Linked DNA regions of Homo sapiens: regions 1, 2 and 3 are each linked to region 4. A link is a contact called in ENCODE Hi-C or POLR2A ChIA-PET data. All regions are on one chromosome and are shown on one strand. Each heading gives the region's core, a stretch centred on a gene start or an enhancer-like site at or near the end of the contact. The rest is flanking DNA. Distances are from core to core; before and after follow the strand shown. Region 1 holds the start of SLC25A14 (solute carrier family 25 member 14). Region 2 overlaps HS6ST2 (heparan sulfate 6-O-sulfotransferase 2). Region 3 holds the start of ELF4 (E74 like ETS transcription factor 4). Region 4 overlaps FIRRE (firre intergenic repeating RNA element).

Evidence for each region. A loop is a pair of places that touch in the nucleus more often than their neighbours do. ChIA-PET counts read pairs that join two places held with the same protein, here RNA polymerase II (POLR2A). Pooled maps may share reads with other maps.
Region 1: a map of naive thymus-derived CD4-positive, alpha-beta T cell shows a loop between it and region 4 (9-fold over the local background). The contact joins the promoter of SLC25A14 here to the enhancer-like site in region 4. A Hi-C loop is called at or near these places in 1 of 168 maps with a recorded cell type or tissue (naive thymus-derived CD4-positive, alpha-beta T cell), 1 of 37 single-sample maps with no recorded cell type and 9 of 50 pooled maps.
Region 2: a loop to region 4 is called in a map of naive thymus-derived CD4-positive, alpha-beta T cell, with 5 times the contacts of the local background. The contact joins two enhancer-like sites. A Hi-C loop is called at or near these places in 1 of 168 maps with a recorded cell type or tissue (naive thymus-derived CD4-positive, alpha-beta T cell). POLR2A ChIA-PET finds 5 or more read pairs at or near these places in 1 of 52 experiments (K562).
Region 3: a pooled map shows a loop between it and region 4 (9-fold over the local background). The contact joins the promoter of ELF4 here to the enhancer-like site in region 4. A Hi-C loop is called at or near these places in 3 of 50 pooled maps.

What each region holds. Positions count from the first base shown.
Region 1 is chrX:130,336,002-130,343,513 of GRCh38, forward strand. It overlaps SLC25A14 (solute carrier family 25 member 14), which reads left to right and starts at 3,918. Exons shown (of 11, transcript NM_001282195.2): 1 at 3,918-3,975; 2 at 4,106-4,352. The coding sequence starts at 4,278. RefSeq lists an enhancer at 3,550-4,123 and a silencer at 3,936-4,145.
Region 2 is chrX:132,855,116-132,862,148 of GRCh38, forward strand. All of the region lies in intron 2 of HS6ST2 (heparan sulfate 6-O-sulfotransferase 2), which reads right to left. Among named protein-coding and RNA genes, the nearest start is that of HS6ST2, 100 kb to the right of the region's middle. Within about 2 kb of position 3,081, at least 3 of the 41 ENCODE cell types and tissues checked have a DNase peak (open chromatin) inside an H3K27ac peak, as active enhancers do.
Region 3 is chrX:130,107,133-130,114,863 of GRCh38, forward strand. It overlaps ELF4 (E74 like ETS transcription factor 4), which reads right to left and starts at 3,365. Exons shown (of 9, transcript NM_001421.4): 1 at 3,193-3,365. It also overlaps a transcript of RAB33A not described here. RefSeq lists silencers at 3,247-3,316, 3,397-3,546, 3,797-3,846, 3,857-3,906, 3,977-4,096.
Region 4 is chrX:131,809,238-131,817,011 of GRCh38, forward strand. The region is part of intron 2 of FIRRE (firre intergenic repeating RNA element); the gene reads right to left. Among named protein-coding and RNA genes, the nearest start is that of FIRRE, 18 kb to the right of the region's middle. RefSeq lists enhancers at 3,824-4,093, 7,604-7,774. Within about 2 kb of position 4,039, at least 17 of the 41 ENCODE cell types and tissues checked have a DNase peak (open chromatin) inside an H3K27ac peak, as active enhancers do.

The sequences.
Region 1 (7,512 bases), core at 2,668-5,167, 1.5 Mb before region 4:
GGCTGGTCTCAAACTCCTGACCTCAGGCCTGCCTCAGCTTCCCAAAGTGCTAGGATTAAAGGTGTGAGCCACTGCGCCCAACCTCTTTTGTGTTTTTATCTTTATTTGTGTGTGTTTAAAATTTTTCTTTTGTGTTTTCCTTTCCCCTCCATGAAGATGCATCACTTTAAAATTGAGGCCAGGCGGGGGAGTATTACTTATTATGAAAACAAAAGCAGAAAATCTGCTTCCCGATGTAGGAGGACCATAAGTTAGGGATAGCCAGCCCACTGACTCCAGCACACAAGGACATAAGGCCACCCTCCAGAAGCACATGACATGAACACACCTATCTCAAGAATTATAGGATAAGCATGTGTGTATGCATGGTGAGGACTAGAAGGAGGCTTTTGACTATCAAGAGTAGCAGTGGATGTTTGGATTTCAGGTAATTGCTACCTTCCTTCCACTTTTGTGTATAGTTTAGTGATTTATAATAACTATGTATTTTTTATAATCAGAAAAAATAGTAAAGCTATTGTAATGTTGAAAACTATATATAGTCTTCACCAAAGAAATTAATAGTCCCAATGTACACTGCACTGATAAAATCACATCTTAGGCTCTCATTCTCCTACTGGCCCGGAAGAACCAGTGGCCATATTGTGAGCTGTCTGTGGAAAGGGTCACGTTGCAGGAAAACAGGGGCAGCCTCAGCAGCTGAGAGTGGCCTCTGGACAACAGCCAGAAAGAAACTGAAGCCCTCAGTGCTACAGGTGCAAGGAAATAAATTCTGCAACAATCTGGGTGAGCGTGGAAGTGGATTTTCACTCAGTCAAGTCTTAAGATAAAAATACAAGTCTGGCCGACACCTTGATTGCAGCCTTGTGAGATCCCAGAGCACAGGACCCAGTGAAGTCATGCCTGGACTCTTGATCTACAGAAACTGTGAGACAGTACATGTGTGTTGTTCTAAGCTGCTGAATTTGTGGCAAATTTTTAATGCAGCATAGAAAATTAACACACACTCCTACTAGCAGTATGTGAGAATTTGAGATACTTTACATCCTTGCCAATCCTCAGTCCTTTTAACTTTGGCCACGCTGGTGGGTGTGTATTGTGATTTTAATTTTAATTTTCCTGATGAATAATAATGTTGAACACTTTTTAATATGCTTATTGGTTATTGGATATACTCTCTTATGAAGTGCCCCGCAAGCATTTTTCCCATTAAAAATTTGAGTAGCCTATCATTTTATTACTGTTTTAGGAGTTCTTTACATATACTGGATATGAAATTTTGTAGGATACATGGATTAAAAATCTACCATTGTGGGGCTTGCGTTTTCACTCTTCTTAATGGTGACTTCTTTTTTCTGGGGGGTGGGGGGGATGGAGTCTCACTCTTGTCGCCCAGGCTGGAGTGCAGTGGCGCAATCTCGGCTCAATGCAACCTCCGCCTCCCAGGTTCAAGCGATTCTCCTGCCTCAGCTTTCCGAGTAGCTGGGATCACAGGCGTACGCCACCACACCTGGTTAATTTTTGTATATTTAGTAGAGACGGGGTTTCACCATGTTGGCCAGGCTGATCTCGAACTCATGACCTCAGGTGATCCACCCGTCTCGGCCTCCCAAAGTGCTGGGATTACAGGCGTGAGCTCCTGTGCCCAGCCAAAAAAAATTTGAGGCTGGAGCACAGTGGCGCGATCACAGCTCACTGCAGCCTTGACCTCCCGGTCTCAAGTGATTCTCCCACTTCAGCCTCCGGAGTAACTGCGACTACAGTCGTGGCTAATTTTTAAATTTTTGGTAGAGGCGGGTGTTTCCTTATATTGCCCAGGCTGGTCTCGACCTCCTGGGCTCAAATGATGTTCCTGCCTCGGCTTCCCAACTATAGTATAGATGAGAGCAACATAGCATAGTGGTTAAGAGCAATCCCAGCTCTGCCATTTTCTAAATTACTCTCCTAACCTTTTATGGCCTGTGTTCTCAACCGTCAAAGGGGAAAAATAATAGTACCTGTCTTATAGGGTAGTTAGGAACACAAAAAGCTCTTGGCATCACCCTTGGTACATGGTAGGTACTGCACAATGTCAGCTAATATTATCGTCATGTGTGCTGCCTGGAGAAATTTTTAAGTGGAAAACAAAACAAACAAACAAAAACACAGGCCAGACGAGGTGGCTCACGCCTTTAATCCCAGCACTTTGAGGGGCCAAGGCGGGTGGATCACCTGAGGCCAGGAGTTGGCGATCAGCATGGCCAACATGGCGAAACCCCGTCTCTACTAAAAATACAAAAATTAGCTGGGTGTGGTAGCAGGCACCTGTAATCCCAGCTACTCAGGAGGCTGAGGCAGGAGAATCGCTTGAACCTGGGAGGTGGAGGTTGCAGTGAGCCGAGATCGCACCACTGCACTCCAGCCTGGACCACAAAGTGAGACTCTGTCCAAAAAAAAACAAACAAAACCCAACAAAATAAAACAAGGTGAACTAAAATGAGAAATATCCTTTTGGAAGAACATAGTTCCAAATATTTATTCATTCAACAAATAACCATTTAGGGCCAACTTGCACTGACTTTTCCTTATAACACATAAGCAATAAACCCTATTATTGCGTACTCTCGCGTGATTAGGGAACGTTGTTAAGAGGCTCAAAAATCGGACGTCATAGCTCAAAAATCGGACGTCATAGCACATTGGCTAATGGAATCACCCAGGGGCTTTGCGGTTTCCCCTTCCAGCAGCCAGAGGGGCCAGAGTCGGAAGCTGGGGGTCGGACTCTTGGCATCTTCTGGTGGATTATGAGGTTTGGATTAACTGGGATTTCCCGTTGGTGTTTTTCTGCCTCATCTGTTTAGCTTTTTGTGGTCCCCTTTTTGGTATCCAACTTGCTCTTTCTTAAGTGAAGTTTCTGATTAAAGCAAGAGCTTCGAGTAAGGGGTCTGACCGTAATTTTTCACTGGTTAATGTCTGACGTCCAGTAGGTGCTGTCTGGATCATTCTCCGTCCCTCCCTCCCTTCTTTCCCTCCCCCCCTTCCTTTCTCTCCCTTTCTCTTTTCTTTCTCTCTCTCCCTCCCTCCTTCCTTTCTCTTTCTCTCTCTCTCTCTTTCTCTCCTTTCTTGGATGGAGTCTTGCTTTGTCACCCAGGCTAGAGGGCAGTGGCGTGATCTCAGCTCACTGCAACCTCCACCTCCGGGGTTCAAGTGACTCTCCTGCCTCAGCCTCCCGAGTAGCTGGGACCACAGGTGCGTGCCACCACACCCAGCTAATTTTTTTGCATTTTTACTAGAGACGGGATTTCACCATGTTGGCCAGGCTGGTCTCAAAACTCCTGGCATCAAGTGATGCGCCCGGACCCTCAAAGTGTTGAGATTACAGGCGTGAGCCACCGCGCCTGGCCTTGAACTTTATTTTCTCATTGAGCCCAGGCACCTCACTAAATTCGGCTCACCCCTATGTCTCACTTTCCTACTTTTGTTTTGAAGCCTTTGCCCCACCCCCTCCACGTTGCCGCCTTTTTCGTACTGAGCGCGCAGGGCACTACGCCCACCACTCCCCTTGACCCACTCCTCAAGCCCTGATACCGGGGCGAGGCCCCTTCCTTTTCTAGTCCTTCTACGCGCCAGGTGGGTGGGTTTCGCGGTGACGAGGCGACACCTCTTTCCCCTCTGGCGAGCACGTTAACTGGGGAAGCTACCAAATTCTCACGCCTTAGCTGCCCTGCCTCCACCTCCCGCAAGTCCGGTTGCCCCTCTAGGCTTCTGCGCCTGCAGTGGTTCCGACCCTCGCCTTTAGAACTCTGCCGCTTCCGCCTCTTATTTCGCGCCTTTGTTTTTAGTTTTGGAAGGGGCGGAGTTGAAATGGCTGCGCCGCGGTTGCCGAAGCAACGCTTTGGTTACTTCCGTTGGTTTCAATGCTTCCGGGTTGGCGCTGCAGTGGCGTTTCCGACTGTGGGAGCCTCAGCTTCCCAGTCGTCCGATGAGCCCGAGCAGGTGAGGGGGAGCTCCTGGACTTCCAGGCTGGGGAGCGGGGCTGGGCCGCGCCAGGCCGCGCGGGGCCGGGCTGGCCTGGTTCCCGGCCTGGGAGGGGCTTAACGGTCCTCTGGTCTCTCTCTCCCCTCAGCTGAGTCCCTTCCCTGTCTTTCACTCTTCTGGCATCGGTGGTTTTACTTCTTCGATTGAACCCTGCTTCCTCGACCCCCCTGGGAGGCCGCCTTCTTCAGGCGCCTCCCTTCTCTCCACGAGCTCGCTCTGACAGCTGAGGAACTGGCAAGATCCTGCTACCCAGAGGGTGAATGGGTATCTTTCCCGGAATAATCCTAATTTTTCTAAGGGTGAAGTTTGCAACGGCGGCCGTGATTGTAAGCGGAGTAAGCAAACACCTCCATTGTATTAGTGTAAGGGATACTGTTGAAAGATGCTCCCCTTCGGTTTCTACCCCCTGTCACTCCTGAGGTCAAGGCATTGAAGGCATCTATTAAAATGCAGTTCAGTTACTTGATTGGCATGACAGCTGTTATCAACATGAATTAGTTTCTCAGACAGGATAACAGCAGGGACATTTATGGTTTCCTGTCAGTGATTCCTTGTTGTTGTTGTTTTTCCCCCCAGCCTAGAGATGCCTAGCGTTATCATGAACTCTTCCCTCGTCTTCATTCCCTACATCATCGAGTTCTTTGTGTCTTCATTGGGGAAGTCTATCTCTAACCTCAGTGCCAACAAGCATCTTTGTCTGCTGTACTTTGCACCATCCTAAGCTAGTCTCCCTGCCTCTCCCGTTTGTAATGTAATCCACTGTGTTTGCTGCAGCCCTAATAGGCTAAAATGTGGTGGATTTCCTCAAGTCACTTCGTTGTTAAACACACACACACAAAACATGCAGCCCCCTCCTACACCCCCTACCCCCACCCCTTGGTTTCAAGCCTTTCAACATAACATGCTCCTTATCACACTTCTTGTCTGATACTGTTTCAGTCAACAAGGGAATTCTCTGTTCCAGTTAGGTTCCTTTCTTCTTGGCACAAACCATACTGATGCCTGCTTCTACATGCTGTGCTTGTTCCCACATTTGTGTTTCTGTTCATTCTCTCTTCCCTGCCCCTCTCCCTTACCTGCACCTAACCAGGTTGTACCTACCGTCTCTCAAGGTTCAATTTAGGTTCTCTCACCTCGGCAATTTTCAAATTAGTCAATCCCATGCTGGTTGTAGTCTTTTCTATGCTCCTCTTGCTCTTAAAGTTTGTACTACACAGTTTAGTACTTAATTTTTCTCTAACGCACTACTTTGATTTCTTCCACCAGATTATAAGCTCTTGAAAGGCAAGTACTGTATTTCGTACTTTTTTCTCTGTCCCATCTCATTGGTTATTCAGAAAAGACAGGTTGAGTGGTAAATATTGTCTTGGTGCTAGAACGAATATCTGTGTTTTTCAAATATGATTATACCCAAAGTGCATTGCAGGTTTGGGCATTTAGCATGCCTTCAATAAATATCTGCTTGGCTCTCCATTGTTACCTTCTGAATCTGAGAATCTCTAATTTCTACTCTTTCTTAAAGGAGAAAGCAGGAGAGGCACCCAGAGTTTCCTGACCAGATCTTGGGAGTAGTATAGGGCAATGTAACTTGTATTGTAGGACATTCTTACTTTCACTCATTAGTCTATCAAATTCTCCGAAGTCAGATCTTCAGAATAAATGTTGGCATTTTGAAGACAATTTTCATTGGTTTCTTTATACAGTAAAAATATTTAGGGTACTATATTTTTATTTTACCTTAGATATGACTACTTTTACGCATATTTGGGGTTAGCCCCTACAAGTTAAAATAATTTTTAGAGGGCTTGGGGTATTTTACATAAGTAATTCCTTGGAACAAAAGCAAGGGAACAGGGTTCGCAGGCAGAGAATATCTGGGGATCAAGATAGTGTCATACACAGGGTGTGTAGCATTGGCCAGGTCCAGCAAGTTACCTTCCTTGTTTCCTCTGCAATCTTTTATATACAGGCTGCATACATAGGTAAAGGATGTCACACTGCAAAACCAACTAAGTATTGAATGGATATGTATTCAATTCTATGCAAGCTATAATGGGGGTTATAAAAAGTACTGTGAGATATAGTATCTTCCCTTGGGGATCTTACTTAGTTAAGAGAGGAAATAACATTGGACATCTTGAAGTTGACCCTCATCCTAGTCATTATTTTTATGCCTGAGATTAAGATATAGAAGGGATAAAAGAAGGTTCAAAAAATATTGCACACCTGTAGAATAGGTGTGACACAACACGCATGCATGTAGACAACTTTATGTAAAAGACTTGGAGGTTTCAGCTGACAGTTTAATGATTTGATAGTGTGATGTGGCTCCCAAAAAAGTGAGTGCAATTTTAAGCTCTAGTAATTGAAGTATAATGTGTCAAATGAAGAGAAAGATCATGGATATTTAGCTCAAGAAACATGAGATGTAAGAGAACATCATAGCTGTCTTTAAATATTTGAAGGGCTTGCCTAGGGAAAAAAGAATGCATTTGTTGAATATTACCTCCAAAGACTGGGTACAAATTAGAGGAAGACAGACTTTTGGCTCAATATGAGGAGGGAGTGTCTAAAAACAGATCTAATCAAATATGATCCAGGATTTCTTCATAAGATTTTTTCCTAACATTGGAGTGAAAGAGATTTTACTATCAGATGGGGGTAGGGAAGTCGTGATTGTGGCAATGGTGGGTTTTGCCTGTGGTCTCCAGATTTTTGGATTTCATGGGCCAGTAAAATGTAAATGAAAATGTGGGAAGGGTACACAAATACAGGCTAGTTAGCCTGTGCTCCAGGCGTAAGAAGAATCTGATCTGTTAATAATAGACAGTCCCTAAATTAAATACATTTAGCTGAAAAAAAAAAAAAGGACTAAGTGTCCTTATTTTTTTCATTTCGCCCCAGAATTGTGGGAACTTCATTAGGGAACCACTGGGCTAACTGGCCTAAGATTCAGCGACTGGTCTTTCATCTTCCTGCCATGTCCTCCCTGTTCCTTGCCTTTCACTGATTCATCATTGCTCCCTGAGCACATTTTCCTTATTAAAGGGCTGGTAGCAGCTTGTGAAGTTCCGATAGAGGCTTTCTCTGTAATACAAAGAGTTGAAAAAAGTTGTAAGGAGAAAAAGTTTTGGAGAGACAACTTTAAGTAAAAGTAGCTGTCTGAAACCTTTAAGACTATTTGGGGCAATCGATAAATTTGTGAATGGAGAGTTAATTTTTTCCTCACAAACTCAAAGAGGGGATATGCCATGGTCTTGCTTTTCCATCTCTACTCTCACCATATGTGTCATATTTTACTATCAATTCTAATTGGAAAATGTGGGCATAGCTAGAAATGGTGATAAGGTAGTATTTAGTCTTCAAGACTCCTATTTCCAGCTGCAGTTGATACTTGAAGTGGCTATTCCTACTTTGCTCATTAGAATTCTTTTCAACAACTTTCCCTCAAAAGGGCTATCTATCCCAGACTCTATATGTGCTATGCTTGAAAGG
Region 2 (7,033 bases), core at 1,831-4,330, 1.0 Mb after region 4:
AGTGGATTGAGTAGAGATACTCCAAGGGGTGAACCTTCAGCAAGAACCTCTTCGATAGCTCTTCAATCCATAGACCAGCACTGGGGCTCTCCAGCACTCACAATGATTATAAGAGCCATCATTTGTTGAGGTTCTACCATGTTCTATGTGCCAAACATCACACCAGTGCTTTATAGACATAGTCTCATTTTATTCTCACCACAATCCTTCCAGATAGGCATTATGCCTATTTTAAGATAATGAAACTGACTCTCAGAAAAGTGAAATAGCTTGCTTAAAAAGACCAGATTTTAAGTTTCATGAGAGCAGGAACCATGTCTATTTATTCACCAACATAAATTCCCCAGTGCCTGACATAATGTCTGTAAAATAGTAGGTATGGCACAAATATTTGTTTAACAACTGATTCAGTAAAGTGGCACTATGAACACATTGCTATATCAACACAAAATTCACTGGGGCTGGAGGACTGGAGAAGGGATGATGTATTAACACGAAACAAGTGATTTTTCAGTAACATTAACAATAATAAACAGTTCCCAGCCACCCACCAACTAGAAATTTGTAAAACTGTTGGACTGTGTTTAATCCTCTACTCCCTACATTGGCATGGCCCAAATCTTGGGACCACCTCAGTTGCCATTTGGAATTCAACTACAATAGTTTAAAATGACTCTCGCTGTTCCTTGCTCATGCAGAGAAGTGACTTTCTAAAATAAAAGCATTTCCTTTCCATGCCAGGCAACTAGATGTGGTTCCGGGAGTTGGTCAGTGCTTTCCTTATTGCTAATTGCAATGCTCACAGTATCCTGGAAACAACAACCAAAGGCAGGCCGTTTTTTGAGTTACTGTGTACATTTAAACTTGACATGTGTTAAATTATGGGTCGAAAACAGAACCTTCATCCACTTAGACCAATGCTGTTTAATAATTAAACCTGAATTGTAACAGTATGCATTCCAAAAGGAACACATTTAGTTGCCTTGCTCAGACAATATATTAATACCAATCTTACCTTACTATCATAGTCCCCACCCTTATCTGTGGTTTCACTTTCAATTTTCAGTGAGCCATGGTCACTCACAGTCAGGAAATACGTGATCACAGTATAAGATATTCTGAGAGAAAAAGACTACATTCATATAATTTTTATTACAGCATATTATTATAATTGTTCTATTTTATTGTTGTCGTTGTTAATCTTACTGTGCCTAATTTATAAGTTAAACTTTATCATAGGTAAGTATGTGTAGGAAAGAACATAGTATATATAGGGTTTCAGGCATCCGCCGGGGGTCTTGGAACACATTCCCCACAGATAAAGGGGGACAACGCACCTTGAAACTGAAACTTAAACAATGTGAGAATGATCACTGGATTGCAAACACTATAAAAATCATACAGGAGTACATTTATCTTTTCTTCAGATTCCTTAAAGTCATTCCATTTTTTAAAAGCTCTGTTTTTTCAATAATGACCAAATGCTGCTTCCAAAAAAGAAATTTAAGAGATAATTATTATTAATAAACTAATAATCCTCCAGCAATGCTAACTACAATCCCTCTGATAGCCCGGGGAAAAAAAAGAAAGATGTAAAAACAATAAAAGCTATTTTGGGGAACTCATTAAAAAAGAAAAACAACATCCCCAAAATAAACACTCAAGCTGCGTCAGATCAGGTACCAAATTGTTTGGAAATGAAATTATCTTTGAGAGGATATTTACTATAAGCAGTCAAGATTTAAACAAATAAAATTATGAGAGAAAAAAAGGCTCAATTTTGTCCTGAGTATTTATCATGGTTAAACATGCAATCTCCTGCAGCTTGAGAATCCAAGGCTATAACTCTGGGGGATGCTCTCAGGACAGAGGACTAAAGGAAATAAATGAAAGAAGGTTGATGTTATAATGGGAGAAAATACTTCAAAAACTGAGTAACAGCTCATTGTGAGCTTGGCACTCAAGACGGAAATACAACAGCCATTATCTTTGGGCTAAACAAATTGATGATATCAAAACAAAGGAATGATCTAGGCAAACATAGATATAAAAATACCCAAAGGTGAACCATTGAAAAAGGGCATCCTCGGCCGGGCGCGGTGGCTCACGCCTGTAATCCCAGCACTTTGGGAGGCCAAGGCGGGTGGATCACGAGGTCAAGGGTTCGAGATCAACCTGACCAACATGGTGAAACCCCGCCTCTACTAAAAATACAAAAATTAGCTGGGTGTGGTGGCGGGCGCCTGTAATCCCAGCTACTCAGGAGGCTGAGGAAGGAGAATTGCTTGAACCCAGGAGGCAGAGGTTGCAGTGAGCCGTTATCACGCCACTGCACTCCAGCCTGGGCGACAGAGTGAGACTCTGTCTCAAAAAAAAAAAGAAAAAAAAAAGAAAAGAAAAAGTACATCCTTGTTATTTTCCTTACAGTACTGGATATTAGGCAAAAATAGATAACCAAGAAAGCAATTAAAAGTACGGAGGTTGATTAAAGAAAAAATAATAGGAAGGAAAAATGGAAACATCTGTGAAACCTTCAGTGTACACAGAAGAACACACTTGGTCCGGAGAAGGAAGTGATTTGGTTGAGTCTACACACAACTAGTAAATGGCAGATCTGGACAAGAATAGAAAGTTCCATGACGGCACAGACTTTTGTCTGTTTAGGTTCATTGGAACAAAGACTGAAACATAGTACAGTCTCAATGAATATTTGTTGAAGGAAGGGAGGAAAGGTGGAAGGAAGGATAAATTCAATTGAATTCAAAAAGTATACATTACACAATGTCCTTGTGAGGAATTCCAAGACAGTGCACGGCATGGCACCTAACTATAAATTTGTGAAATTGTTGGACTGCCTTTAATTACCTACTCCCTAAATTGACATGGCCCAAATCTTGGGACCATCTCAGTTGCCATTTGGAATTCAGCTACAACAGTTTAAAATGACCCTCACTGTTCTTTGCTCATGGAGAGAAGTGACTTTCTGAAATAAAACATTTCCTTTCCATACCAGGAAACCAGTATGTGGTTTCCTGAATTGGTCCAGGAGCTTACAGTCTATCTGGGGTAAACAAGATGTACACAGGAAAGGGTGACTCACCACCAAATGTTATACACTGAGAGCCAAATAAATGGTGTGTATGTCAACCCTGCAGAAAGTTTGATGAATAGAGACTCAGCTATGAACTGTTGTAGACAGGGAATCTTGATGGTGAAACAAGAGGCACTAAATGCCAGTAAAGCCTCTTGACTTCCTGGTGTAACAGGATCTTGTCTAATGATATTGATGAAAAAATTCTTCACAGTTTTCAAAGTGCTTTCAGTTTGCCTTACCTCCTGTGTTCCTAACAAAGTACTAGGTGGTGGGCAAGAATGGGATGCTGATCCTCATTGAAAAGTAGAAAGAAGATGTATTCTCTGAAATGAGAATTCAATCCAGCACGGTATGTGATGGCACCTATCCATCTCGGGGAAGTTGAGAGTCTTAATGTGGATGTTGTTAGCATATGTGAGATAAGAAGACACAAGATTGGCACAGACAAGTTTAGAAAAAGGGATTGTTTGGCAGTGCAATAGAATCAAAGCACATCCAGGAAATGTGGAGATGGTGGAGAAGAGGCAAGCACTTCCTCTAGCACACAAGTTCATCTATTCTCTCCCTTGTTCTGCAACAGTAGACAATATCCCCTCCTGGGATAGCTAGGGCTACCACTAGCACATACTGGTGTCTTTATGTGGAATATCAAAAGGTAACTTATCTTGGCACCCGTTCTTCTAGGTCGGCATGGCCTCACTCCAGAGCACAGGGCTTAGTGAGCAAAGCACGGGCTGCATTTCAGCTCCCATTCATTTTCTCGGCCAGGTGTCTTTGTACAATGCACAAACTGAACACCCAGATATGTCGGCCCTGGAAATAGCCCATTCAGTCTTTGACCTGCTATATTAGAATGTGCTTCCTTTTACAGAGTCTAAGTACACCTCCCAGTGGGATTTGTTGTGCCCTTTCTAGCCACATGGGAATAGCTAAGCTCCTCTTCCCAGAGACAGTCCTTCAAACACTTAGACTGCTTTTGTGCCCTTCCTCAATCAAGCTACCCATGTAGCTATCTCCTTCCAAAGAAAACCAAAGCAGCCCCAAAGCCACAGCAGAACTACAGTGCCATTGAAAACACACTTGTAGCAGAGCTATCATAAAGGGACTTGAAATATAAGGAAGAACTATATACAGACAAGGATCATGACAGAATTATCAACACTCTAATGGAAGCAATCAAAGCATTAAAGGTGAGGAAAAGCAGAAGTAGCTGAATATGCAGGATACATGCACTCGAAAGAGCCCCAGAGTAAAAATAAAGAGGAAATGGAGAATTGGAGGAACATTAGGACAAAATGAGGGGGCAAGTGTAGTGGAACTATAAAGAATTCCAGACATACAGGCTAAAGGATAGGGATATGAACTGCTTAGGAAAAGAAGAAAAGAAAAGAGGAGGGGAGGAAAGAAAGGGAGGGAAGGAGAGAGTCAGAGGAAGGAGGGAAGGAAGGAAGGGAGGAAGAGGGAGGGAGGGAGGGACAGGAAAGAAAGAATGAAGAAAAGAAGGCAGGAAGGGAGGGAGGAAGGGAGGGAGCGAGAAAGAAAGGAAGGAAGGGAGGGAGGAAGGGAGGGAGAGAGAAACAAAGGAAGGAAAGAAGGAAGGAAGTGAGGGAGGGAGGGACAGAGGGAAGGAAGGGAGAGAAGGAGGGAGAGATGGAGGGAGGGGAGAGGAAAGAATGAAAATAATTGGGAGGGAAAAGAGAAAGGCAAGCAGGGAAAGGAGGGAGGGAGGGAGGGAAAAATGGCTCCTTATATCCATACCCAAGTCTAGTTGTCTGGTTTGGGTGTCAGAGTTCACTAATGAATGTGAGGCAGGAGAAGCCAAACCAATGCCTTCCAGATCATTATGCATTTACCATATTTATTGAAACAGTAGCTCTGTATCAGGCATCTGCGCATGTGTGGGGGACACGGTGGGTAATTTGTTGATTTTTTCCCCTACGGGAAATCCACATCAAATGAGCTCTGCAAAATCTGGCTTGAATGATGCTGTCCCTAGTAATGGGCATATCTGAGCTTATGAGTGGCATATTGTCAGTCTGTAGTTGATTGGTTTTATGGTGCCTCAGATGGGCTTTTTCCAAGTCCAGGGCATTTGGATTTTCTTCTGGTATTTCATGTTCATAAAACTCAGTTTAATTTGCCACAGCACATTCTACCAGATGGCCTCTCCTTTCACTTTCAGTACCTCTGCTAAATCTGCCCACACAGAGTCTTTGTGCATCCTTTCTTTTGCCAACCATCACACAGTAAATCTCCTTGCATAAAGCAGTGCTTTCTTCTACAGATTATGTTTGACTGAAGGCTGGATAATTCTGATCACTTGCTGCTCATCAAAATGAGGAGTACATGTCTGAGGGCAAAGGAGAATAAAAGGCAGCTTCCAACAGGAAACAATGCTTTATGAATATCCTTCATTTCTGTGACTGTGTTTCCATTTCTAGTTTGAGTTTATTGAGAAAATAGGACAAAGGTAAATAAAAATAAAAACAAGTCCCATGACCCTAACATACCAACTGTTTTTGTTTGCCTTGAGTTCCCTTCCAGTCTGGGTCCTTAGGCATGTGTATCTTTTTTTTTTTTTTTTTTTTTTTTTTTGGACATGGAGTCTTGCTGTGTCACCCAGGCTGGAGTGCAGTGGTGCAATCTCGGCTCACCACAACCTCCATTTCACAGGTTCAAGTGATTTTCCTGCCTCAGCCTCGCAAGTAGCTGGGATTACAGTCATAGTATGCCACCACACCCAGCTAATTTTTGTATTTTTTTAGTAGAGAAGGGGTTTCACCATGTTGGCCAGGCTGGTCTTGAACTCCTGACCTCAAGTGATCTGCCTGCCTTGGCCTCCCTAAGTGCTGGGATTACAGGCATGAGCCACCACCTGGCCCTCATGTGTATCTTTCGACAGGATTGAAATTTTAGACAAGATACAAATGTGTATCCTGCTGTTTTTCGTTTGCCATTATAAACATTTTCCATGTTGCTACACAGTGGCCATAATTATCACTTTAACAGATGCATAATATTCTACAGAGTATATGTGTCATAATATATTTAATGGCCTTCACCAATGACTCAGCATTTTAGATTGCTTCCCTTCCTTTCCTTATTAGGGCTAACTCTATAAATTAAAATCTTCACATTATTTAATATATGGCCTTTCCTCTACTTTAAAGGTTTGATGGTAAAAGGAGGTGAATTTTCCTTAGGATTTTTTTCTCAGATAAATTTTCAGGGGCGGATTATTAAGTCAGACTGAATGAACATTTTTATGGTTCTTGATTACTTCATCAAATTTGCTTCCTAAATCAGAGTAATTTTAGCTGCCGCAGGCAGCATATACAGCAGTTTTCTGCCTTATCTTCAACACAAAGAATTACTATTTTCTTAAATGTTTGCTAATTCAAAAGGCATAAGATGCTATCTTGTCATCACTTAATTTGTACCTCTTTGAAAAGCCCTAATTCAACTATTCCCCATAAGCTCAATCACTAGTTATATTCCCTGGTGTGTGAACTGTCTGTTCACGTTCTTTTCCATTAACTTTCCCGGGTATCTTAAGGTTTTCTTATTGATAATGTAATTATCACCCTTGTCTTTCTTATTCGTTGCAAATATTCCCCAAATCTGTTATCCTTTTTATTCTATGTATATTTTTATTGTTCATTAGTCTTTATTTCTTAAGCAGTCAAATCTGTAATTTTTTCCTTCATGATTTCTTCAGAACTTACCATGGAACAGATGGTTTCTTAAATGAATTTTCTGCTGTTTCTTGTGATTTGATTTTTTAAACAAGTTTGTTCTTTAATAATTGAATCTTATGCCATTTGAAATATATTTTCATACAATATACTAGGTTGGGAGCTTATGAATGTTTAATTGATAACCAGTTTTTCCCAAGTCATTAGTTAAATAGCTCTTCCTTTCTTATTCTTTTGTGATGCT
Region 3 (7,731 bases), core at 2,115-4,614, 1.7 Mb before region 4:
TGGGGAAGGTTGTGGGCACCTGTAATCCTAGCTATTCAGAAGGCTAAGGCAGGGAGAAATGCTTGGGCCTGGGAGGCAGAGCTTGCAGTGAACCGAGATTGGGCCACTGCACTCCAGCCTGGGCGACAGAGCAAGACTCCATCTCAAAAAGAAAAGAAAAGAAAAGAAAAGAAAACCAGTGTTCCTTTCCCTCTCATTCACCCAAATCCTAGGGCAAGACTCTGTGTGTGGGGAGGGTGGGAGGTGCATCTAGACCAGAATCTGGCCAGGGTCTTCAGGCAAAGAGAAGCCCCCAAGTCTAGGGTGCTTGATCCCCCACACTGGCTCAGGAATTTGATCCTGGCTTCCAATTACAATTATTTATATAGATGACATATCCCCTCTCCCTGACCCCTTCCTGTACACCTGCTCTGACTCCAGCCCACACGAAAAGGTACACACAATCCCGGAAGGCAGGTGGTGTCTTCCTCACATCCATGTTTTCCTCACTGCCACTTCATTGGGGTCTGGTACTAGGACCGGCTCTGAGCAAGTGTTTGCTGAATTGAATCTGAGTTTTAGGCGCTGCATTAGGCAATATCGTAAGGGCAGCTAGCACTTACTGTGTGCCATGTGCTGTTCTAATAAGCATCTTATATGTATTCATTCATGTATTTGATCCTCACCAAAGTGTTATAAAGTGGTCTCATGTGACAGATAAGGAAACTGGGGCATACAATTGACTGGGATCACATAGCTAGTAAATAACAATGCTGGGATTTCAACCTAGACAGCCAGGCTTTAAGAACTGGAGGTAGCTGGGCACAGTGGCTCACGCCTATAATCCAGCACTTTGGGAGGCGGAGGCGGGTGGATCACCTGAGGTCAGGAGTTCGAGGCCAGCCTGACCAACACGGAGAAACCCCGTCTCTACCAAAAATACAAAATTAGCCGGGCGTGGTGGTACATGCCTGTAATCCCAGCTACTCGGGAGGCTGAGGCAGGAGAATCACTTGAACCTGGGAGGCGGAGGTTGCGGCGAGCCAAGATCGTGCCATTGCACTCCAGCCTGGGCAACAAGAGTGAAACTCCATCTCAAAAAAAAAAAAAGAACTGGAGGTAAGGAGTTCAAGATTACAGTGAGCTGTGACTGTGCCACTGCACTCCAGCCTGGGTGACAAAGTGAGACCCTGAATTAAAAAACAAAAACCAAAAAAAAAACAACACTCTAAACGCAAAAACAAAAACTGGATGTAAAATTACATTGCGGGGGTAGGGGATGTGGAAAGGAAGAAGGCCAAGCTTAAGAGCAGAAGAGCAGAGGTTTCCCCAGGAAAGCAAACTCCTCAGCCTGTGTCTAGCTGGGTCTGTGCGGCACAGGGCCTGATTTTTGCAAGATGAGGGGCATTTTGGACATGCTATCACTCAGGCCCCTAGAGACAGACCACAGCACCCTCTATTTTAGATCCCAATATATGCCAGAGAAGACAGAAGCCACTGTGTCACCACTTAGCACTAGGTGAGGGAGAGTGAATTTTGGGCCCCTAGGTTGTCCAGGGGTGGGCGCCAGTTCCTGAGCAACCACCGAGCAAACAGTGCAGCACAGGGAGGAATGCCAGACATAGTTGCAAACAAGCCACTCCTTCGGCTCACAGCAAGAGGCTGGGTGAGGGTGGTAGCATGGAGCCTGCTTCATGGTCCCCCCCACCCCTGCCCCCAACAAGAGATCCCAGGCTCTGAATCCAGCCCCAAAAACAACCAGATGCAAGGTAGCCTCTTCCTCACACCAGCTGGCTGGGATAGGAAGTCCTCCCTGATAATCTTCACTGAACTCCAGAGAGCTCCCCCTACGCTGCTCCTGTACTGGATGCACTGAATCTGAATTAATGGTTGAGAAAGCACTTTATAACCAGGAAAACCCAGTGTAACTAACTGCAAGGAAGGACTGGCATTCTTGCTGGGCATATGTGTTCCCCGGGCATTTTCAGTGCCAAAGTCTCCCCAAAGGGAAGAGCTAGAACTGTTCCCTTCACCCACCTCCAACCTGGCACTCGGGCCAGGGGTCAGCTGGCAGGGGGTGAGTCCCCAATGGGCGTGCCCACCAGCTGTTGGGGCTGAGCAGTGGTGGTTCAGGCCCTGGGGTGGTGACCTCACTTCCGCTCCTACCTCCCCACCTCCCCAGCACTCCTCCCATTTGAGGCCCCACCAGGCCAAAATCGAGAAGTCCAAGGTTAACTGTTCTTTCCCACTTTAAGAGCTAATTAAAATAATTAGCCACAATGAACTGTCAAACATTAACCAGAAGAGGCTGCAGGACCAGACAGGCCTCTATCACAGGCCGAGGGATGAGGGGCAGGAATCAAATGGCCATCAAATCCCTCAGCTGGGGTATGGTGCGGGGCGGGGGCGGCCCAGGAGGACCTCGCTGAGCCGAGGTGCCAAGGGGTCAGGAGGTGACTCTGGTCAGGAAGGTGATGTGCAGGCATACGGTGGTGAGAAAAGGGAGTCAGGGTTAGGGTGCGGTGGAGGAGCCAGGAATTCATAAAGCGGTCACCGCCTCAGCAGTCCCTCAAGCCTCCAAAGCAAGGCGCTGGCGTGAGGGGACCCCGCACGGTGCGGCTGCTGAATCCCCTAGGCGGCGGCCCAGGAGGGAACCCGGAGGCGGGAGAGTCGGGGAGAGCGGGAACGCGGGAGCGGGAAGGCTGGCGGCTGGCTCACACGGAAACTCCGGCCCCTGCCAAGAGGTCTCTATTTTGGCGATCCAGTTCTCCACATCATAGGTCTGCGTGCGCGTGTGTGCGTGTGACCCTAAAGCCCTGGCCCCAGAAGCCCCGGGGGCAGTCGGATCCATCTAGCAGCTCCGCCGCGGTCCGCCCCACCTCCTCTGCCCTCGGGCGCCCAGCTTCTGGGGGCCCGCTGTCATGATCGGCCCCGTCACGGAACCCAGGCTGCCGGGGGCGAGGGAAAACAGGGGCCCCTACCCCGACTCCCCGACTCGGGGAATCCATTCCACTTCCATCCCGGGATCGGGAGCCCGGGTTCTCCATCACACGCGCGGCGGGGCGACTCCAGGGCGGCTCGCGACACTCCGCGACTCTCCCGCCCTTCCCTGGGCCCCCAGCCCCACGCCGGGGCCCCGGCGCTCTCGATTCCGCCCTCAAGCAAACTTTTCCACGTCCCCCAAGGCTCGAAGAACCGGCGCCATCGACGTACCTGAGGCCGAGTGGCTCACGGGCCCAGCTCGGTCGCCGGGCCGGGGTCTGTCTCCGTGGTCCCCGCTCCGGGGGCCGAGACGCGGGTCCCCAGCCCCGCCAGCCCGTCCTCTCCCCTCGGAAGCCGGGCCGGGCGAGCGGCGCCAGGAACTCGGCGCCGGCGAAAGGAGAAGTGGAAGTTGAGCGCGGCGCCCGGTCGGTCCCCGCGGCCGCCGGGGCCGCCGTCCCCCGCCCTCCTCCCCGCCCGCCCTTCTTCCCCGCCCGCCTGCCCCCGCCACCCCGCGCCCGTGACTCACCTCGGCGCCGGGGCAGGCTGGTCCGGGCGGGCGAGGCGCAGGGCTCTCCCACACTTCGCGCCGCCAATGGCAAGTTGGAGGGAGAGATGCAAATACCAGGTGAGACGGCGGCGCCCCTGATAAAACGGGGCGGGGGGCGGGGTGGAGCGCGCGGGGAGCGGGGCGGACGCCGGGGAGGGCCGGGCCAAGACACGGGGCGGCAGGGGCGCCCGGGGAGGGGGCGCGAACCGGCGCAGACATGCACCGAAACGAGCGAGCGAAAGGGGAAATGCAGTAGAGACACACACGTCCCCGCAGGCGGCGGATGGGGCGGGCGCGAAGGAGGCAGGGCGGGAGGGAGGGAAGAGCCGGAGGGAGGGACCGACGGGAGGGACTGCGGGCGGGCGGGGTGGGGGAGGGAACGAGGGAGGGACGAGGCATCTCGGTGGAAACAGCGCCCGTCCGCCCCGGCCCGCCCGCCGCGGTCGCCAGCACGGCATGGGGAGCCGTGCCAGGGGCCCGCGCGGCCTCTCATTCCCCTCGCGGCTCGCTCGCGCCCGGGGGACCACGAGGCAGGGCGCCCGCAGAGCCCGCGTCGTGCGCCGCGGCCCGGGCGGGCGCTCCCCACTCTGCTTCTAGCCAGCGAGACTCCGAGCTCTCTGCTCGTTCCGCGCCCTTCCCGGTGCGAAGCCCCCATACAACGCCCCGCAGAGAAATCCCTTCCCCGCGGACTCGGGAAGGTTTCGTCCAGCCCCCTCGGCCCGTGCAAGTGGAGACTTGCTTGACGCCTTTGGGCCAAGCCCTGCGCTCCACATTATTGAGCTCCTGGGGTGTGCAGGCCCCAGCGGGAGGGCGGGCCGTGCGGCGGGTGAGGCCGCGAGATGCCCAGAGGATACAATTTTGGAACCATATGCCCGACTCCGCAGAATCCTGGGCGTAACACCTGGGGTGACTGGAGAGTTTCGGCGACTTCTTAGGGAAGTCGAGTCTAGGACTCCTGCGGGAAGTTGGGGTGGGGGACGCTGGCAAGATATGAGTCAGGGGAAGGGCTAGGGGGAGAGGGGCTGGCCCAGCAAGTGCAAAGAGAGCCAGAGTTCGGGTGCTGGAAGAAAGCCCATGCCTACCTTTCTTCCCCTGTCCAAAGCCAGGCTGCTCTGCTCCACGCGCCCACTTGAAAGCCACTCAGGCACGCTCCCCTTCTATCTCCCCTTTGCCCTCTCTGACCTGCCTCAACATCAATACCGCCGCCTACGTGGGTCTGCTGATAGGAGGCTCTGGAGAGAGTGCGCTGGGAATTGTTACTCTGTATAGTTCCACGTGGCCTTTTTGGGGGTGGGGGCAGCAAGGCCTAAGCCTTGGCAGAAAGCATCAAGACTGAAGGAGCCCCAGGGGATGGGGCCTTCTAAAGGGCTTGAGGTTGAAGGACCTACTCAGCCTCCAGCATCGGCCTGCTTCTCCTGCCTTGGGAAAGGATCATCTCAGGCGCAGGACTGGGGGACAGGAGTGGTGGTGGATGATGGCCACAAAGGCAGCTGCAGATTACAAGTTCCCAAGGAAAGATCCTGTGGCTGGACTGGGGCGCCGGCCCCTGAGACCTCCTGGATACTCAGAATCAAGTCCCCAAAACAAGCACTTTGTCTTTTCCAAGCGGGCATGCTTTTCCCAGGGGATTCCAGATCCTGGAGACACACAGTTCTCTGCTGGCCTCTCATCCACGAGGTCCCCTCTCAAATTTGGGGTAGGTTCCGGATGTCCCTAAGCCCTCTTTACCTTGACTTTGAAATTCACGAATGGACAGACACGTCTGCACACGCGTGCACACACACACACTTTCCCATTTTGCTAAGAGCTCAGTGGTCTGTAACCTCAGACAGACCTGGGTTCCTATTCCAGCTCACTATTTACCAGCTGTGTGACTTCAGGCAAGTCACTTAAACTCTCTGAGCCTCACTTTTCTTCTTTAAAACAGAACAAAAACAAAAACTAGGCTGGGTGTGGTGACTCATGCCTGTAATCCCAGCACTTTGGGATGCCGAGCGGGGTGGATCACTTGAGGTCAGGAGTTCAAGACCAGCCTGGCCAACATGGTGAAACCCCATCTCTACTAAAAATACAAAAATTAGCCGGTGTGGTGGTGCATGCCTGTAGTTCCAGCTACTCGGGAGGCTGAGGCAGGAGAGTCACTTGAACCTGGGAGGCAGAGGTTGCAGTGAGCCGAGATCGTGCCACTGCACTCCAGCCTGGATGACACAGTGAGACTCCATCTCAAAAAAATAAATAAATTAAATAAATTAATTTTTTTATTTTTGTTTTTTATTTTTATGGGTACATTGTAGGTGTGTGTATTTATGGGTTACATGAGATGTTTTGATACAGGCATGCAATGTGTAATAATCACATCAGGGTAAATGGGGTATCTGTCACCTCAAGCATTTCTCCTTTCTTTGTGTGTTTTCTTTTTCTTTTTTTTTTTTCCTTCTTTTTTTTTTTTTTTTTTTTTGAGATGGAGTCTCGCTCTTTCTCCCAGACTGGAGTGCAGTGGCGCGATCTCGGCTCACTGCAAGCTCCACCTCCCGGGTTCATGCCATTCTCCTGCCTCAGCCTCCTGAGTAGCTGGGACTACAGGAACCCGCCACCATGCCCGGCTAATTTTTTGTATTTTTTAGTAGAGGCAGGGGTTCACTGTGTTAGTCAGGATGGTCTCGATCTCCTGACCTCGTCATCCACCCGCCTCGGCCTCCTAAAGTGCTGGGATTACAGGCGTGAGCCACTGCGCCCGGCCTCTTTCTTTGTGTTATATACAATCCAGTTATACTCTTTTAGTTTAGATTTTTTTTTTTTTGAGACGGAATTTCACTCTTCTTGCCCAGGCTGGAGTGCAATGGTGTGATCTCGGCTCACCGCAACCTCTGCCTCCTGGGTTCAAGCGATTCTCCTGCCTCAGCCTCCCGAGTAACTGGGATTATAGGCATACGCCACCACACCTGGCTAATTTTTGTATTTTTAGTAGAGATGGGGTTTCTCCATGTTGGTCAGGCTGGTCTCAAACTCCTGACCTCAGGTGATGCGCCTGCCTTGGCTTCCCAAAGTGCTGGGATTACAGGTGTGAGCCACCGCGCCTGGCCCTAGTTATTTTTAAATGTGCAATAAATTATTGTTGACTGCAGGCACCCTGTAGTGTTATCAGGTACTAGATCTTACTCATTCTAACTATATTTTTGTACCCATTAACCATCTGCACTTCCCTGCCCCCAGCCTCACTTTTCTTATTTTTAAATTGGAGACAATATGAACCTACCTCCCAAGGCTGTGGCAAGGACTGAATGAGATAACAAATGTCTATGGCAGTGTCTGGTGCCCAGTAAGTCTTCAATAAATGTTAGCTCTCTTAGGTGTCATGTTCATCTTCATTTCCCTTTCTCAACCCAGCTCTCAGGAGAAAGTATGACAGGGCCAGGGCTGAAGTTGCTCAGGACTAATGGTGGATCCCTCCCGTAAGTGAATGTAGTTTGAACCAAGGCTGAAGCCTCAAGGCAGCATGCAAGGAGAGGTTTTCCTTTTGGGAAGGGCAGGAAGAGAGGTCAGCACTGCCAACCAGCTCATGGTGACTGGCCCTAATGCCTGCCAGCGCCCTGCAGCCCACGGCTTGTGGGAATCCCATAAGTTCCCACCTTCCCCAGCCTCTCAGAACTAACCACAGCCCCATGATCTGCGCGTTGCAGCCAAAGCTAGCCCCACCCCCCTTGATGAAAAAGGCTGACCTCACCTTGGGGAGCCATGGGCCACCTGAATGACCTTCCTTGCTGCCCTTCTCCTTCCCCACACGGCTCGCCGCTCTTCCACCTACCTGCTGGGTGAGCCCAAGCCAGGTGGGGCCAGCCAGGCTGAGATCACCACTCTCCTGACGACAGCCACACTGTTTCTACCAATGGCTCATTCCCTGACTTGGCAGGAATTCCCCTTCTCGAGTTGCCCATGGGTGCCCAGCCTGCACCATGAGCGGAGCACTCCGAGCCTTTCTCCTTCCAGCCCTGCTTCCCCCAGTCTCCAACCCTGACTGGGTGGTCTCGGGTCTCAAAACTTGAGTCCTGCAAGGAGCGGGAGGGGCCTCTGTGTTGCCCACAGCCCATGTAGTTCCACCTCCCTACTTGCACACTCAACTTGCCCTTCCACTTTAACAGCTTTCAGAGCCCCTCTTTGTCTCCTTTTTCTTTTTTTCCAGAGGCAAGGTCTTGCTGTATTGCCCAGGCTGGAGTGCAGTGGTA
Region 4 (7,774 bases), core at 2,789-5,288:
TGCTTAGTGCATATCTTTATTCCGTTCTATACCACAGTGAGACTCTACAATCTGGGCCTTCTTCAATTGTGGGAAGTTTTCTTCTACTTGTTGCCTTAAATTTTGCCTTGTTTATTCTGTTTTTTCCCTATTGTAACATCTTTTAGTAATATGTTAAAACCTTAGATCTTTAAGGTTATTAACTTTTCCTTATTTTTCCCATTGCTTTATTTTTTCCTTTGTTTTGAGATATGTTATGCAGTTGATCCTTCTAGCCTGTCATTCAATGTCAGTTGATCTCCCTTTCAAAACTTTTCCTAATGGTTTAGCATTTTCCTAAATAAAGGCTTTTGGGAGGCATCTGAATCTTAATAATTTCATATTTGTTTTTTAATTCAAGTTGTCATTTTTCTCATCTAGCTACTGTATTTGCTGATTCAAAGGTTGGCTTGTTCAGAGGCTGTTAGGGGCCTAAGGCTGCTTATGCCTCTTAAGTGGGCTACAATTTATTTTGTTGGAGTTATTAAGTAACAAGTAGCTGAAATTCCACAAGTGGTAGAGTATAAAGTGTTCTTTACTCCTGTCAGCTACTGGAATACCACCATCAAGGACAATAGCTAACAAATATCGAACACTTAACCACATACCAGGGAATATTCTAAGGATCTGAATACAAATTCATATATTTATTCTTTACAACATCCTTCTAATGTAAGTAGTATGATTCTAGCCACTTACTTAACGAGGACAGATAGCAAATAAAGTTTTTTTTGTATTTGTTTTTTTTTGTTTTGTTTTGTTTTGTTTTTTTGCGACACAGTCTTGATCTGTTGCCCAGGCTGGAGTGCAGTGGTGTGGTCTCTGCTCACTGCAACCTCCGCCTCCTGGGTTCAAGCGATTCTCCTTGGGTTCAAGCGATTCTCCTTCCTTAGCCTCCTGAGTAGCTGAGGTTACAGGCAACTGCCACCATGCCCAGCTAATTTTCTTTTGTGTTTTTAGTAGAGACGGAGTTTCACCTTGTTGGTCAGGCTGGTCTCGAACTCCTGACTTTGTGATCCGCCCGCCTCAGCCTCCCAAAGCGCTGGGATTACAGGCATGAGCCATCGTGCCCAGCTGCAAAGAAAGTTTAAATACCTTATGCAAAGTCACAGAAGAATAGTTAGAAACAAATTTTAAAATCGGATTAGTCAGGCTTCAGAATTCACATTCTTAAGATCTAGATTAGGCAAACTGTCAGCTCACTTCCAAGGCACTTTGAGGAAGCCTCCCAACTTTTATTGGTTTTCTTGCATTCTCCAAGTCTCAGGTCCAGGGAGGACTCAGGTAACAAATTCAGTTCTATCTTGTATTCTTGGCATAGGGGAACAACTGGCAAAAATAAGTCCGACTCAGTTGACCTTCCAATTATTAGTCCACCTGTTTATCAGGCCAAGCCCTTTCCACAATCTGTTCCTTTTCATTGCAAGCTTTAAAAATTCTGGCCAGGTGTGGTGGCTCGCGCCTGTAATCCCAGCACTTTGGGAGGGTGAGGCGGGAGGATCACGAGGTCAAGAGATCAAGACCATCCTGCCAATGTGGTGAAACCCCTTCTCTACTAAAACAAATACAAAAATTAGCTGGGCTTGGTGGCATGCGCCTGTAGTCCCAGCTACTCAGGAGGCTGAGGCAGAAGAATTGCTTGAACCCAGGAGGCAGAGGTTGCAGTGAGCTGAGATAGCGTCACTGCACTCCAGCCTGGCGAGCAGCTCAAGGGAGAAATTCCCATAAAGACCCCACTTATCCCTAGCTACCTATAGGCCCAAGGACCCCTTTGGCTCAGAAAAAAAAAGATAAATTAGAGTTGGGAATGTAGAAATATACAGTCACATTCAGGTTCTAATGTTTTAATTTTTAAAAATGCCGACGTTGTTTAACTATATTTATGGGTATATGGGTATTCGTTAAGGCTGTTTGCCAAATATTTCAATTACTCCTCCTAGATACTGTTAAGATAGTGGTATTTGGCTAAGGGATGGAGTCAAAACCATAGATCTGATTAAATAAATACCTAACCTACTCCTGAAATCCTGCCAGAATCCTTTATAGGAGAACATAACCAGGACATAGAGCAAAACAGCCAGATTACATAGTCCATACAGATTAGCCATTTGATACACAGAGAAGTAGAGAAAAATGAAGAGTGGATTAAAGAGGAGAAAATAGAAATATCAGGGAAAAAAATCCAACATACGCTATTATGCAATTGGTGTTTAAAGAAAAAATACATACAGATTATAGTAATACGATAGGTCATTTTGTGTTCACTTATCTGAATTCCATATTTTCTAAATATTCTGTATTGAGTCTATTACTTTTAATTTTAAATATTTCTACTTATAAATATTTATATAAATAAAAATATTTCTATTTCTTATAAATAAATAGCTATTTTCATATTTTTAAATTATACTTTTGGATAACTAAAGTACAACTGTCAAAATGCTCATACTATAACCAAGAGAAAAAGTATAAAAGAAAAAATATGCAGGACAATGCCCAATTTTTGTAAACATGTATGTGTATATACAAATTAAAATTTATCGGCCAGGCGCACTGGCTCACACCTGTACTCCCAGCACTTTGGGAGGCCAAGGCGGGCCAATCACCTGAGGTCAGGAGTTCGAGATCAGCCTGGCCAGCATGGCGAAACTCCGTCTCTACTAAAAATATAAAAATTAGCTGGTCACGGTGGCACACGCCTGTAATCCCAGCTACTTGGGAGGCTGAGGCAGGAGAATCACTTGAACCCAGGAAGCAAGAGGTTGCAGTGAGCCGAAATTGCGTCACTGCTCTCTAGCCTGGGTGGCAGAGCAAGGCTCTGTCTCAAAAATAGAAAAAAAAGGCCGGGCACGGTGGCTCATGCCTGTAATCCCAGCACTTTGGGAGGCCGAGACGGGCAGATCATCTAAGGTCGGGAGTTTGAGACCAGCCTGACCAACATGGGGAAACCCCATCTCTACTAAAAAAAAATACGAAATTAGCCGAGTGTGGTGGCACATGCCTGTAATCCCAGCTACTAGGGAGGCTGAGGCAGGAGAATCGCTTGAACCTGGGAGGCGGAGGTTGCGGTGAGCTGAGATTGTGCCATTGCACTCCAGCCTGGGCAACAAGAGCGAAACTCCATCTCAAAAAAAAAAAATTATCAATATATTTAGGTAAATAAAGCATAAAGATGTGATCAGTGTTTGTCTCAAGACTGTGGAATGATAAATAGGGTGAACATTCCTTTCAGTGTGCCTTAGGAAGTCACGGTTCACACAGTTGTCCAACTTGGACAATAAATTATACAATTATCTAAGGAGGATACACAATGTACATTCTCTACCTAACTGCCCAATTAATTATTTAAAATGTGTTGTTTCTTTATTCATTCAAAGCATCGTGTATGTGAAAATTAAAACATGAATATATGAGGCATAAAAATATAAAAGTGTAAGAAAAGGTCATACGATAAAGTTGATAATGTTTTAACATATTAGTTCAAAACCTATGGAACAGCTTAACTCTGATGTCTTTAAATGATAATAGCTAAATATGAGTATTTATTTTGAACATCAAGTTTGAGCAACTGAAATATTTATTAGTGAGTTCTCCATCTGGAAAGACATTTAAAAAGAAGGATGCCATTTTGGTTACTTTCTAAAATATGTGAGCCAGAAAATGGAGTACGCCATAAGAGCCTGGGAAATGAGCCAGGTCAAAGACCACAACGTCTGATGGAGACAGATAGCCAAGCCTCATACAAGCTTTGGAGTTCCAGCAATATCTTTTCCTCATGCACGGACTCCTTGGGACTTGAACCTTGTATCAGAAAACTTGAAAATGGGGAAAATCCTGCATATCTAATGGTGACCGATGAGGAGATCTATGAAGCTGTAGTAGAGGAAACTGAATTACTGAAAAGAAAAGATGCCTAATGAGAGTGGGTGGTTTTAGGCTTCAGTTTGATTGTATATGGAAAGCAAAAGCAAAAGCGCAGCGGTGTGAGCAAGTTTCTTCAAACTGGGCAAGACACAAGGTAGCCATATTTCCTGGTGGCTTTGCCTGTTAGTGGTGGTTTTTTTCAGATGGAATGGGAGGGAGAAGAAGGCCTGGGGGCAGGGTTAGTTGGCTTTTCTGGGCCCATACTGCCATCGCGAGGAAGTAGTTTGACAAAAGCAAAAGCTTCGGGTTTGAACTTCCCTCCTATCTAGCAGTTAAGAAAGATGTAGCAAATTCAAAGGTTCAACAGGGCCTGACCCCAAGATGGGCCTTCTCAACTTCAACTCTTAGGCTTTCCAGGAGTTCAGTCTGGACAAAGGCAAAATCTCAGTGAAGAAGCTGCTAAGTAAGGTACCAGGACTGATGCAGGGCTTTGGTTTCCTCTCACTGTGGGCAGGACTATGGAAAAACTACAGTCTACACACAGCTTCTGGGCATTGGTCTCCTGACCCTGCCCCTTAGACCATGAGACATTTGGGCTGGCACAAGATATCCCTGTACTTTGGGGTATGGGCCCCAATGTTAGCAACGTTAGAATGTGAGGAGGGGGAAATGAATCTCATTCGAGGTGGCATCTAACAGCAGCTGGAGGTCTCAGGGACACCAAAAGTCTGGTGCCTCTGTTGCCTAGAGCAAGAAGGATCTGAGGAAAAGGAGCATGTGTCACTGTGCCAAGTCAATAAATTCCAGAACATCAATAAGAGTGCAGATATACACAACCAGAAGGCCTGGAGGTATTCTCTGAGCCCAGGAGTTAACAGCTGTAGTGGCTTTGCAGCATTTTTTTCTAGGGTCCATTGTGAAGGCATACCCACGTGGAGGGATCTGCTCTCATTTCATCTCTCTTAATGGGACAGAAATGGTTTCTTTAGCTTTCTTCTAAGGAAGATGAGGCTTTTAAGGCTCAGGATCTAACTGTTCATTAAGATTAGCAAGTATTGTTCTCTGTGCCTGCTCCTTAGCCTTTTTCTGATGAAGATTCCTTGTAGGCCTGACAAGATATCCTTCAGGGAGTTGAGTACATCAGGACCCCCAGAAAACTTGCCTCTTTAGTACCACTCTTTCGTACCAGGGATGATCTCTGTACATGATCCTTTAGAGAAAATGCTGAGCAGTCCATGAAAACAAGCATGAGTATTTTGATATTCTTTCTTCTGCTCTCTTCTAAATCTATTCCATTTGAATATTTGCATGAGTACGTGTATGTGTGACACTCATGGGTTTGTTGGTATGACTTTAGGCTTCCCCATAGTTTGCAGATCTCCTTGGGTTTTGAAATTTTTCCTTTTCCTTTTCCCTTTTATTATAAGGCCACCGCATGGGTCATTAAATATCCTTCGGATGGTTGGATTTTGTGTTACTTATAAATTTGCCCAAAGATTTTTGTTTTCTTCACCATAAAAAGTGATTTTTTAAAATTTCCATATGTAAACAGAGCAATGTATAATTTTCAGAGAAACTGATTCTTACACTGAAGGCTATTTTAAAACCTGAAAGGTATACCTTTGTTTCTTGATTTCCAATGTAAACTTTGCTTGTTACTATTTCAAACGTGGAGACATGTATAACGTTAATACTTGAGGGCATGGCCTTAAAATAATTACTCCAGGAAGGTAGACACAATGAGTATCTTCGTTAGAAGACTGCAAATTCATTCTTTAGAATTCATATATATGCACTCAACTTACAGTAGTCATACATGGAATAAGTAGAGAGAGATAGACTTTATTTTTTCCTTTGTTTTCTCTTTTTTTTTTTTTTTTTTTTTGAGACGGAGTCTTGCTTTGTCGCCCAGGCTGGAGTGCAGCGGCGGGATCTCGACTCACTGCAAGCTCCGCCTTCCAGGTTCACGCCATTCTTCTGCCTCAGCCTCCCGAGTAGCTGGGACTACAGGCACCCGCCACCATGCACAGCTAATTTTTTGTATTTTTAGTAGAGACGGGGTTTCACCATGTTAGCCAGGATAGTCTCGGTCTCCTGAACTCGTGATCTGCCTGCCTCAGCCTCCCAAAGTGCTGGGATTACAGGTGTGAGCCACCGCACTTGGCTTGTTTTCTTGTATTAGTAAACTAGGATGGTTTGATCCCAAAGAGTCAATAATTTGCTTTAACCCCTAATCAAAGAGGTGGAATATCTTTACTGATGTGGACACTGAGAATGGAATTCAGTCTTTTCAAGGACTTAAGAGGACTACCTGGTATAGCTGAAACATGTGGAGTCAATCTACTAGAGAATAGGCCCTTTGCTCCTCCCCACTCTCTGACATTGCAGAGGAAAGCTGAATGAACCTACTCATCTCTGCACTCCTGTCTCCTATGGGAATGTGACCTTGACTCTGGACAAAGAGTGTGCTCATGTGAAAGGTTAAGTGATGCACACATATTGCCCACCAAATAGTTAAACCAATTGACAATGCTTCCCACCTCACGGGAACTTGTCCAATTCTACAAATGTTCACACAAACTAGGTGTTATCAGTGGTTTCATGTTCAGTAACTTACTTAGGGATATTTTGAAGAGGTGGGGAATGGTTGAGACTTTGTCATACTGTAATTTACTTGAGTATTGGTGAATTTGAGAACCTCTGCCAATGGACTTTGTTGTTCCATGGCCTTTTTCTTCTGCGAAGTTTGTGCCTGGTTCCTTTTCTCTTTCCTTGCTGAATTGTTTCTCTTTAACTTTTCATCTTGGAATAGCTAATGATCTGTAATGGATGTCAATGGTTGAAGGGCAGTAAATACTGACAAACAATTGCTTGTAGTTTCCTGTTTTTGCTGTTATTTTTATTATGCCTGAAACAATGAAATTGTTTCCATCGGCAATCAGGCCTGTTAGCCTCTATTAAGTATAGCCAGGTGAGGTGAGCACAACATTCTTGAGCCTGAGGAATTCCTGAGCTGAGGCCACTGCTAGTGCCATCCACAGTTCTGTCTCAACACATTTGTCTACCCTACTTCAAACATACGACCTAGTCAAAATGCAGCTCCAAGGCAGGCACGCTAACCCATCTAGTTCAGGCCTTCTCTTTCGGCTGTTTTAAGTGAGATCAGGAGATCAGCAATGACCTCTCACCTTCACAAGACATCTGGGATCATTAAGGGATGCTTTACCACATGTCTCCAAGACACTCCTGAGAGTTATTGACCCTTCTTGTCAGTTATCTATTGCCTCTCAGCTCTGAATGCATTCTTCAATATATGCTCTACAATAAATAGTGGGAATTTTCCCCCTGTACTCTGAGCTCCAACACTACTGCCAAATGGGGCTCATATCCCAGGCCCCAGTGTGCTAGAGGACTGTGTCCCAGACTGTCTGCCTCTACAACAAGGAGCAGGGGCAGGAGGCAAATGATCAGAAGCCCTGCACTTAGCAGTAAACTGCTTCCTCTAGTTCTTCCTGTACTGGGAGGACACAAAAGCCCCACCTCCAGGACTTCCTATGCATGAATTTCCTGCCTACTCCCCGGTCAGTTCTGGCCACTTCTACAACTATATCACACCTTTGTCCACAGATTCTAGAAGGTCTGAGAGATGAAGGCAAGGACATCACGCTTGAGGCCAGAAGCCGTCCCAACTTCCCCACAGGTGCAACCTTCCTTGACATCCTGGTTTTTTGGGAGGAATTGTTCATGGCTTGGATTTTCATCAACTGATTTCCTCACGATGGCAGTAGTGCTCCAGAAATGTCAACCAGCCCTGTCCCCAGGGCCTCTTCTCCCGCCCATCGAGTATGAAAAAACGCCAACAAAAGACAAAAGCACATGGAAACAAAACTGT